2 separate regions of the Homo sapiens genome follow, and region 1 is linked to region 2. The links are chromatin loops, found by intact Hi-C in ENCODE. Cell type or tissue: endothelial cell of umbilical vein. All regions are shown on one strand. Links, peaks and the distances in the headings refer to the core of each region. The heading gives the core; the rest is flanking DNA.

Region 1 (5,387 bases), core at 93-5,092, 83 kb before region 2:
AAGGGTTCCCTTTCTCCATACCCTTGCAGACACTCATCTTTTATCTTTTGGATAATAGCCATTCTATTTTAAAAAATTTTTATTTTTTAATTTGTTTTTTTTTATTTCTGAGACCTCTCAGGGATGAAAATATTAATAATTGCCATTCTAACAGGTGTGAAGTGATATCCCATTGTGGTTTTGATTTGCACTTACCTGATGATTAGTAATGCTGAGGACCTTTTATATACCTGCTGGACATTGGTACATCTTCTTTGAAAAAATGTCTATTCTGGTCCTTTGCCTATCTTTAAATCAGGTTTTTTGTCTTTCACTATTGAGTTGTATGACTTCTTTTTCTATATTAAATACTAACCCCTTCTCTGATACGTGGTTTCTAAATATTTTCTTCTATTCTGTGGGTTTTCTTTTCATTTGTTGCTTGTTTTCTTTGCTGTGCAGAAGCTTTTTGATTTGATGCAGTGTACTACTTCTTTATTTTTGTTTCTATTGCCTGTACTTTTGGTATCACATCCAAAAAAAATCATTGCCAATAACAACGTCAAGGAAATTTTCCCCTATTTTTTGTTCTAGGAGTTTTGTGGTTTCAGACTTTAGCTTAAGTCTGAAAGGATAAAAGTTTTCTGGAAGGGGAAGTTTTGTTGTTGTTGTTGTTTCTTTGTTTGCTTTAAATGGAGTCTCTGTCACCTAGGCTCGAGTGTGCAGTGGCGCAATCTCAGCTCACTGCAACCTCTGCCTTCCAGGTTCAAGCAATTCTCCTGCCTCAGCCTCCTGAGTAGCTGGGATTACAGGCACCCACCACCATGCCTGCCTAATTTTTATATTTTTAGTAGAGGCGGGGTTTCACCATGTTGGCTAGGCTGGTCTCGAACTCCTGACCTCAAGTGATCTGCCTGCCTCAGCCTCCCAAATTGCTAGGATTACAGCCATGAGCCACCGCACCCGGCTCTGTAAGGGGAAGTTTTAACACTAACATGGAAAAGAAAGTATATAGTAAAATTTCAAAGATTGTATAATTTAATGTCATGTAGGAAAACATAAAGATAATAGTTAACAAATCATAAGAGAGGCCGGGAACGGTGGCTCACTTATGTAATCCCAGCACTTTGGGAGGCCAAGGTGGGCAGATCACTTGAGGTCAGGAGTTTGAGACCAGCCTGGCCAACATGGCGAAACCCCATCTCTACTAAAAATACAAAATTAACGGGGTGTGGTAGTGCATGCCTGTAATCCCAGCTACTTGGGAGGCTGAGGCCAGATAATCGCTTGAACCCAGGAGGCGGAGGTTGCAGTAAGCCAAGATCGTGTCACTGCACTCCAGCCCTGGGGACAGAGACAGACTCTGTCTCAAAACAATAAATAAATAAATAAATCATGAGAGATCTTTTAAGGTTGTATGACAGAAAAATGAAAGGCCAGCTCAATACAGACAAACTAATTCAAGCTTTATTAATAAGGTTGTTCCTATATTATTTTAATTATGATCCAGAAACAAAAGAGGAATTAGAAAAGATTGTGGAACTGTTCTCTAATGGCATGATCCTAATATGACTGGATTAAATCTGACTGGACTGCTCTGTTCAACACAACCATCAAAATGTTGATTTTGACCATCCTAGCAACGAGAATAAAAAGCAACATCTGACCCTTTGACAGTGGCATTTATAAAAATGAAATCTCACATATACATGAGGGTAGGGTCCTGAGCTACCTAAAGTTTGTAAACTCATTTCAGTAACTTGAAGAAACCTCTATTAGTAAGCACTAATTATAGAATCCCACATGTGAGACACATTACATTCATGGGTTGATTGGCATCATTCTCAGTTGATCTGAGATTATCATCAAAAAAATTTTGACTTAGGATTTCTTTGCCAAGTTACATCATTCCTAAAGCATCTAAAATCAGGCAGGGCAGAATAGAACCACATGCTGATGTCACAGGGTGTAGGTGGGTTTGAATGGTCTCTGATTTAGTCAACATTCATGCTGTAATTGTGAATGATAGCTGCTCTGTGATACTAATAAGAATGCTCACCTGCTCAAGTGATACGCCCTTGAACAACAGGTCCTCACAGTTGGCAGCCGGGTGGCAGGAGGGCTGCTATAGAAATGAAGTTATAGAGACCTAACAGAACCACTGGCAGAGTGGGATCTTTGAGCCAAAGTGGGATCATGTCTAAGGTGAGTAGTAGCCTCAACAGCCTTGCAAGTACATTTTGAGGAAGCATATTCTTGTGGAGAAACCTCTTACAGGCTAGTGACTATGCTCATCCTCAGCAAAATAACCTGTCTGTTCCTTAGATGATAGGTGCATAGATAGTGTGAACTATTCATTTGATTCTCAGAAAACAATAAAATCATGCTGGCTGTTCTTTCCAGTTCAGCCATTGAACTCTTAAATTGCCAGACAGCCATGTAAGTCTGAATGAATGACCATTCATATACCCTTTCCACTGCACTGCAATATGGCTCTGCTCAGAATGGCAAGGAGAAAGACTGGAAGAGAAAAATGGTTGCAGGATCTTCTTGTGTTTCTACAAGGCTTTGACGGTGCTGAGAACATAATCCATTCTGGTGAATTTTTTCTGTGAAGGAGGCAACTAGAAAGGAATATTGTCTTCATTCTCTAGAAAAAAAGAACTGAAGGAAGAGAATTTATAGTTGGCTGATTATAACAGCATGAAAACGCATATCTTCTACTCTTTATCTAGAATTTTGTCCATCCTGATTAAAATAACAACACCCTCAATAACAACTAACGTTGAGTACTTGTCATATATTGTATCATTTTAATCCTCCCAACAACTTTATGAATGAGTACTATAATTAGCTGCATTACACAGATGATAACAAGGATGACAATTGTTGAGTTAACCCAGTTTCCTCAGTTTCTTTTTTTAAATTTTTAATTGTTTATTTATCAGTACAAATGATTCCTTAGCCCACATATTCATGTTTCATAGTTCAGGAACATAGGTCAGTGACAAACTTCTGAGGAACTCAATCCCAAAACATTCTTAACATTCCAAAATCACTTTGCACTCTGAAAGGTACCAGCCCTCTTCACCTCCTCAAAATCTTTCATGGAATCATAGTTTCTGTAGAAATCTACATATATCTGCTTTCTTGGTTCAGCAATGTAAACTTTAAGAGAGCTGCAACCCCCAGCATTACAAGAAATGCTCTGACAATATGAAATCACAGACACCTGGCCAAAAGGCTATGCATCTGAAATTTCTTCAAAACACTGGAAGCCGTGGTAGTTATTGTCCTCAACACCAATGTCCTTCCTGGCTGATGGAGAAATGCCCAGTTTCTTAAATATCATCATGGGATTGTAAAATCTTTGGGGAAGCATATAGACTTTTAAAATAACCACTCAACAATTGCTAATTATACTGAGTAAAACCAGTTAGCTTTATTTTCTCATTGCTTATATTTTTTCCTTCTTATTTATCTTTTCTCCCTTGCAGTAGAAACATTTACCTACAGCAGAAGTCTTAGACCTTAGTTGTATTTCAGCTTTTAGGGGCCATCTGAGCTGAGTAAGTCATTTTTAAAAATTAATTTAATTAATTAATTAATTTTTTTTTTGAGACAGATTTTCACTCTATTGCCCAGGCTGGACTACAGTGGCATGATCATGGCTCACTGTAGTCTTGGCTTTCCTGGCTCAAGCAATTCTGCCTGAGCCCCCCAAATAACTGGGACTACAGCTGTGCCTTACCACGCCTACCTAATTTATTTGAATTTTTAGTAGAGACAAGATCTCGCTATGTTGCATAGGCTGTTCTTGAACTCCTGAGCTCAAGCAAACCTCCTGCCTCAGCTGCCCAAAGTGCTAGGATTACAGGTGTGAGCCACCATGCCCAGCCTGAGTAAGTCATTTAACTTAAGTTTTCTCTGAAGTTTATAGAATGGGATGAATATCTCTCTGTTTACAGCACTGGGGTATGGTGAGGGTCAGATGTGACATTGCAAATGAACATGTTTTATAAAATATTAAGCAGTATGTAAATACTGATATAAATATGGCCGGCACAGTGGCTCACATCTGTAATCCCAGCATTTTGGGAGGCCGAGGCGGGCCTTGAGGTCAGGAGTTCAAGGCCAGCCTGGCCAAAATGGTGAAACCTCATCTCTACTAAAAATACAAAAATTAGCCAGCCATGGTGGCAGGTGCCTGTAATCCCAGCTACTCAGGAGGCTGAGGCACGAGAATTGCTTGAAACCAGGAGGCAGAGGTTGCAGTGAGCTGAGATGGAGCCACTGCATTCCAGTTTGGGTAATAGAGTGAGACTCAGTCTCAAAATAACAATAAAAATAAATAAATATTTTTTCTACTTTTTTCTTTGCCTGATTTTTCCCCTTATTTTTCTGAATAAAGATATTGCATTCCTTTACATGTTCATATCCAAATATCCTCCAATGGTGTGATTAACTACAGCATAAAAAGATAATAGCAAGATTTCTGAAGACGTTCACTTAAAACTATTTTGTTTCTCCAAGACTAAGTTATTCGTCCAGTAACTAACGTGTATTTAGTTTTCTGGACCTTCAGATTACCTCATAGTCCATTATAGCTTCAAAGGACACATTGATATCTTTAAATATATCAAGTGCAGAGTCACCAGATGATCCTCAAAGCTCAAATTCAGGTATCTCTTTATGTGCTTAATGTCACTGAGAGCAAGGTTATACCCTGGATATTGACACCTTAAAGTTAACTGACTTGAGAGAATTTATTTTATTTTATTTTTATTCATTTTTGGAGACTGGGTCTCACTCTGTTGCCCAGGTGAGTGCAGTGGCACAATCACAGCTCACTGCAGCCTTGATCTCCCTGGCTCAAGTGATCCTCCCACCTCAGCCTCCTGAGTAGCTGGGACTACAGGTGCATGCCACCATACCTGGTTAATTTAAAAATGTATTTTTGTAGAGACAGGGTCTCACCATGTTGCCCAGGCTGGTCTTGAACTCCTGGGCTCAAACAATTCTCTTGCCTTGGCCTCACAAAGTGTTGGGATTTTAGGCATGAGTCACTGTGCCCAGCTGAGAATTTTTAAAAACATTTTAGTTCTACCTAAGAGTCACTCAGGTTAAGAAGAGGTTGAGATATACTAGCCAATAAAGTAGAAAAGAAAGAAATTTGAAAAGTATGAATTCAAAAAGTAGACATATTCAGAAAAAAAATCACATAAATATAAGAAAAAATTAAAAATAGGGAAGAAACACCATAGTAAGGCCAGTGTGTGTGTGTGTGTGTGTGTGTGTGTGTGTGTTTGTGTGTTGTAGGTGGAGATGGCAGTGGGAGAACATAGAAACAACTTCTCTTTTGAGTTCCCAGATGAAGCTGGGTACTTCCTAATCTCAATTAAGTGAGA
Region 2 (5,387 bases), core at 245-5,244:
ATAGTTTGGGAGTTCTCAAAGAAACAGCCATCAATGACGAATATAGCCTTTTGATGTTCCAGAGTACCGCACTCTGACAGTTGTCTTTCTTACACTGTCTTCTTCCACCACTATGGTGTCCCTATAATTATGCTTCAAATGTGCTGTCATTTTTGAATGCTACATTTTCACACATGAGTGGATAGACATGAACAGTGTTTTGGTTCTTTCCTTTGTTTCCCCTATTGAACTACTTTTTTTAGTAAGTCCATGTTAATTAAAATTCTAATGTTCTCATCAAAATTGCATTTTTGGAATAAATTTGTATCAGGATCAAATGACATTAAATCATTCAAAATCAATTAGAGAATGGTTTTAATTAATTGAACAGAAAGATGAAGTAAAGGAGCTGACATTGTTAAAACCTATTTACTGATAATTTAATAGTATGTTAAAATTTGTTTAAAGAGCTGGCTGCAGTGATTCACGCCTGTAATCCCTGCCCTTTGAGAGGCTGAGACAGAAGGATCGCTTGAGCCCACAAGACCAGCCTGGGCAACACAGTGAGACCCCATCTCTAAAAAAACTTTTAAAAATTAGCCAGGCATGGTGGTATGCGCCTGTAGTCCCAGCTACTTGGGAGGCTAAGGTGGGAGGATCCCTTGAGCCCAGGAGTTTGAGAGCAGCCTGGGCAACATAGGGAGAACCCATTTCTACAAATAAAAATAACATGTAAAAAAGCTGGGAATGATGGTGCATACCTGTGGTCCCAGCTGCCAGGATGGTTGAGGCTGCAGTGAGCCGTGGTCACGCCACTGTTCTCCAGCCTGGGCAGCAATGAGACCCAGTCCCCCTGCCAAAAAAAAAAAAAAATTATTTAGAGTATTTTGGGGTGATATATAAAATCATAACAGCTTAAAACGGAATACAACGAAAAAGACAATTTTTAAATAGTTAAAAGTGTTGGCGAGATAGAGGAAGTCAATCATAGTCTTGGAATAACATTTAGATTTCAGAATTTGAGTTTTTATGTTTGTTTTGACAAAATGGTTCTTTTGCTTTCTTCAACAAGAGGTTTAAGGCTTTGAACTTTTTGAAACTTTGATATAATTGTTGAAGTTTTTTAAACAAATCCTATAGAAATAGGAGACTGCTAATATGAAGAAGATAGAACATACTATTACAGCAAATTTATTTACTCACAAAAATTGCTTTTCCAAGGTAATCTTTTTCAAAAACTTACTGACATTTTAATGCCAAGTGTGTTTTCTTTGTCCCTAGTTTTAACAGTTTTAAAATACATGATTAACCTTTTTTCCTGAAACTGAAAGGAATCTGGACCAATTTTTTTAATCTATGCTTAAAAGCCACTCTTTTGATATGTTTTTCTTCATAGGACAGCCCATTATATTTAAATAGATAAATTGTCTCAGTTATTTCACACTAGCTGTATGACTTTATTTCTGTTATCCCCAGCAACTACATTTTTAGCTTTAAAGAATATTTTTATTGCTTTTGCATCAATTTCAAGTTTCAATATACAAAAGAGAGTAGTAACTAGTTCCTATGCTCTTCAGTCTGCTTCCCCAAGTAATCATTCTACTGTGAGGTGTTTTGTTTTTGGTATTGGCATTTTGGTATTAGGATTCATTATTACTAGTTATCAAGGAGACTCATTATTACACTGTGTCCCCTAATCATGTATAACCAGTGGCCTGGCAAAGCAGAAGACGACTTCCTCAAAAAAAAAAAAAAAAAAAAAAAAATCGTAGTTTACTTTAAGAGTTGACACTGCTGTAACCCAAAGACCTATTGAACTTACATTGCTGGTTGAGAAGCACACATCCAAAAAATCCAGTTATCTTCTGATCCACAATAAATTTTTGGAAAATAATCTGAAAACCAATTGTCCTCCATTATGACTAATGCACAATTTATTAAACTTAGATTTTTTGAGTGCAGTAACAGAACTAGAAATGTGTTGCTGTGTTACTCTGTTCTTGTACTGCTATAAAGAAGTACCTGAGACTGGGTAATTCATAAAGAAAAGAGGTTTAATTGACTCATAGTTCCACAGGCTGTACGGGAAGCATGACGGCTTCTGCTTGGCTTTTGGGGAGGCCTCAGGAAACTTATGGCAGAAGGCAAAGGGGAAGCAGGCACTTCCTACATGGCGAGAGCAGGAGGAAGAGAGAATGAAGGGGGAGGTACTACACATTTTTATAAACAACCAGATCTTGTGAGAACTCACTATTACCAGAATAGCAAGGGAAAAATCTGCCCCCATGATCCAGTCACCTCCCACAAAGCCCCTCTTCTAACATTGGGGATTACAGTTCAACACGAGATTTGTGGGGGAACACAGACCCAAACCATACCAATTACTAAAGAAATGGGAGACATTTGAATTTGGTGAAGAAATGGTCTAAGGTCTAAGCTTGGCCCAACCTCGGGCATCATGCCAAGTATAAAGGATAGCAAAGAGAATAATGCCTTTTGGTTTCTAAAGAGTTGAGGCTGGAGGAATAAGCATGTAACATGGTATGAAAAGTGCTAATAATCAAGGAAAGTAAGTGATAGGGTGGATCTTCAAAGGAGCAATATATTTGGGGTGGAAAGGTCATAGGTTGCATGGGTTGAAGCTTAACACATGAAAAGGCTGTGTTAAAAAAGTACTGATGATTTCTGTATGATTGGAAAATATGGGGAGATGGTCTGGTACAAAATACCTGTTTAATGAATTGTGCAGAAGCATCAAGAGATAAGGTCAGGAAAGGGAGAAGGGACAAGTGTATCATGCTGAAATTTTTTTGACTCTAGCCTGAAGCTATTGAAAGATTTTGAGAATGTGAGTGGACCTGGTCAAATCTGTCATTGATGAAGCTCATTCTGACCCTGAAATAAGCCAAAATTAGCAAGCTCCAATGTTAATTTGTTTTAACCTGTAAAGCTAGCAAGTAAAAATTCCTTAAATAAAGAACTCAACTGTTTCACTGTTTAGCAATGAGACCAAAGAGTATGTAAGATCGAAGGAATAGAGGTATAGAAAGACTGTTTTGCCCTTTGTTAAACTGAAAGACTAGCCTACTAACAATTCTAAATAATTATCTGGAACATTATCAGGGAATCTCACTGGGGTCAGACTGGAATCTAATTCTGGTTCTGCCACTCTCCAGCTGTGTGGCTTTGGAAATGTTACTTAACAGCTCTGTGCCTCCATTTCCTCATTTGTAAAATGGATTTGTTAATAGTACCTGTTTCAAGAAGTACTTATGAGGATTACACAATATAATGCATATATTCCACTGGTAATGCCACTCAACACAGGAGACCACTAGGAACACACAAGGAGTTGAACAAAGTTGGGTTTTTTTGTTTGTTGAAACTAGAGATACATTGTAGGGATTCCTGAGTGCTGGAAAGGCCTTCTTTCAGGATTTGGGCTTGTGATGAGTGATTTGGGAAGGATTCAAGCAAGAGTTTGCACTGGATTTCGATTCTGTAAGGAAGTGGGGTAATTTTATGATTGGTCTGAATAGATCTCATTTAGGAGGTGGGAGACACGAAGCTAAGTGAAAGCCGTAATTTGTAAAGAAGCAGCAGTCACTCATATTTAGTATTTTGTGCTTTGCACTGCGACTTTGTTTTTGTCTTATTACACAAGATGTGAAGAGGTCTTTTCTGTTTCATCATGGTCACAGAGTAACCTTGACTGATGGTCTTCTGTGAGATTGTTTATGTTCAACAGGAGAACACCAAGGCCTAGCTGGTAATAACAAGCCAAGTCCTGGATGCCAAGGGCTGCTTTTCTCTTTCTGTCACTTAGCACAATGCCTGGCATAAAGTTAAAGCTTAAGAAGTATCCTAAGGAACAATTCTAAAAGAATTGAGCCCAACTCTCACATGCATTCTGACCCTAAAATAAAGGCCAGTTTGGTCCATTTTTGAGATTAATATGACAGTGTTGTTTCAACTTCATTGGTCAGTACCTTCTTATTCCTTTTCTATATGGATAGATTTGCCTTATATTTTAGATGTTTACTTTGAGTTTGTATTTTTCGTATTCAAAACAGTTAAATCAGAATGTTAAACTTCTAACAACAGATTCTCTTTGAACATTTTTACAAAAGTTTAAAAGTTTTAAAAATCTGTTTTCAACATCTCCCTAGGTCAGTCTTCACAGTGTTTATCACAACTGAACATAAATATTAAGTTTAGTTATTTGTAAAATATCTGTTTCTCCTGCTATACCATGAAAGCAGGTTCTTATCAGCCTTGCTATTATATCTTAGCGCCCAGTATGTGCCTGGCACAGACTGTTTTGAAGAAATGATTGTTGAGTAACTGAACGAGGAAGAGAAATTGTACTTGGAAAGTGGAGTTGAAAACTAACATGTATTGAGTGACTGTTCAATGCCAGGTCCTATTTTAGGCACTATACAAAAATTATAATTAAGTCCTCTCAGAAATTCTGTAAAGGAATTATTGACTTAAGTTCAGCGACTTACCCTTCTAGGAATGGGTAAAGTCTGATTCCAGGTCTGTGTCATTCATCAAACATTTAATAAACACATATCTTGGGAATTTATCATAGCCTATCATTAGCAATTGCTTTTCTGTAATCGTATCAACTTCGTCTACTCTCTGTCATAGTCTCCTACCTGCGAGTCCCAACTTGTTTTAAGCACTGCTCCATCTCTTTACTCTGCGCTTACACCTAACAGCTGAATGGGGCTGGAGAAAAATCTGAAGCCAATGCTGACTAATTTCATTTTAAATCCATTACCACAAATTTCAAATAGGTACTACCCAAAGATCTTACTGTGCTTCACAAACATGTTTGTTCTCTTACTCTCCAAAATTACTGTGTCATAACTTCCCTCTTCAACTTTTTCCAACACCAGCCTCTGACTACTGGACCATTCCATCAGCATACAAACATTTTCTTCTGCCTCCCATTTGTAAACAAAACGACACCTTCCCTTGACCTCACATCTTCTTTTGCCACTTCTCTCACACCTTCACAGAAACCTGCTCAAAAATTTCCTCACATTTCCAGCTTACCTCTATGGACCCTAAAACTAGGTTTTGGATCCCACCATTCCCTGAAACTGCTCTTGTCAAGATTACAAACACCTCCACTTTGCCAAATCAGTCATCTCTCTCTTAACTCCTGCCGCATTTATTAAGTCCTCTTCATGCACTATCTGTCTTTTCTTGGCTTCTTTAACAGCATGCTCTCCCAGTTTCTTGCTTCTTGCTCTATCCATTGGCTGTAGGTCTTCCTCTTAAGCCTTAAGTGTTGGTGTGCTCCAGGCTCAGGCCCAAGACTTTTCTGTTTTTCTACTGATCTCATCTAATTGCATGGTTTAGATACCATCTTATGTACAGATTTATATTGCCAGTTC

What was found. Peaks named below come from ENCODE experiments on the same cell type or tissue, not always from the same donor. Only the 100,000 strongest peaks of a DNase experiment are listed, where the experiment ranks them.
Region 1: a loop joins it to region 2, with 3 times the contacts of the local background. A loop is called at or near these places in 6 of 110 quality-filtered maps.

Annotation. Positions count from the first base shown.
Region 1 is chr4:54,074,496-54,079,882 of GRCh38, reverse strand. It overlaps a transcript of CHIC2 not described here. Among named protein-coding and RNA genes, the nearest start is that of CHIC2, 13 kb to the right of the region's middle. In endothelial cell of umbilical vein, for the core only: no CTCF peak of the experiment used is centred there; no DNase peak of the experiment used is centred there; H3K27ac peaks cover 1,450 bases.
Region 2 is chr4:53,991,289-53,996,675 of GRCh38, reverse strand. No RefSeq gene overlaps it. Among named protein-coding and RNA genes, the nearest start is that of CHIC2, 71 kb to the left of the region's middle. In endothelial cell of umbilical vein, for the core only: no CTCF peak of the experiment used is centred there; a DNase peak (open chromatin) is centred at 2,125; H3K27ac peaks cover 1,994 bases.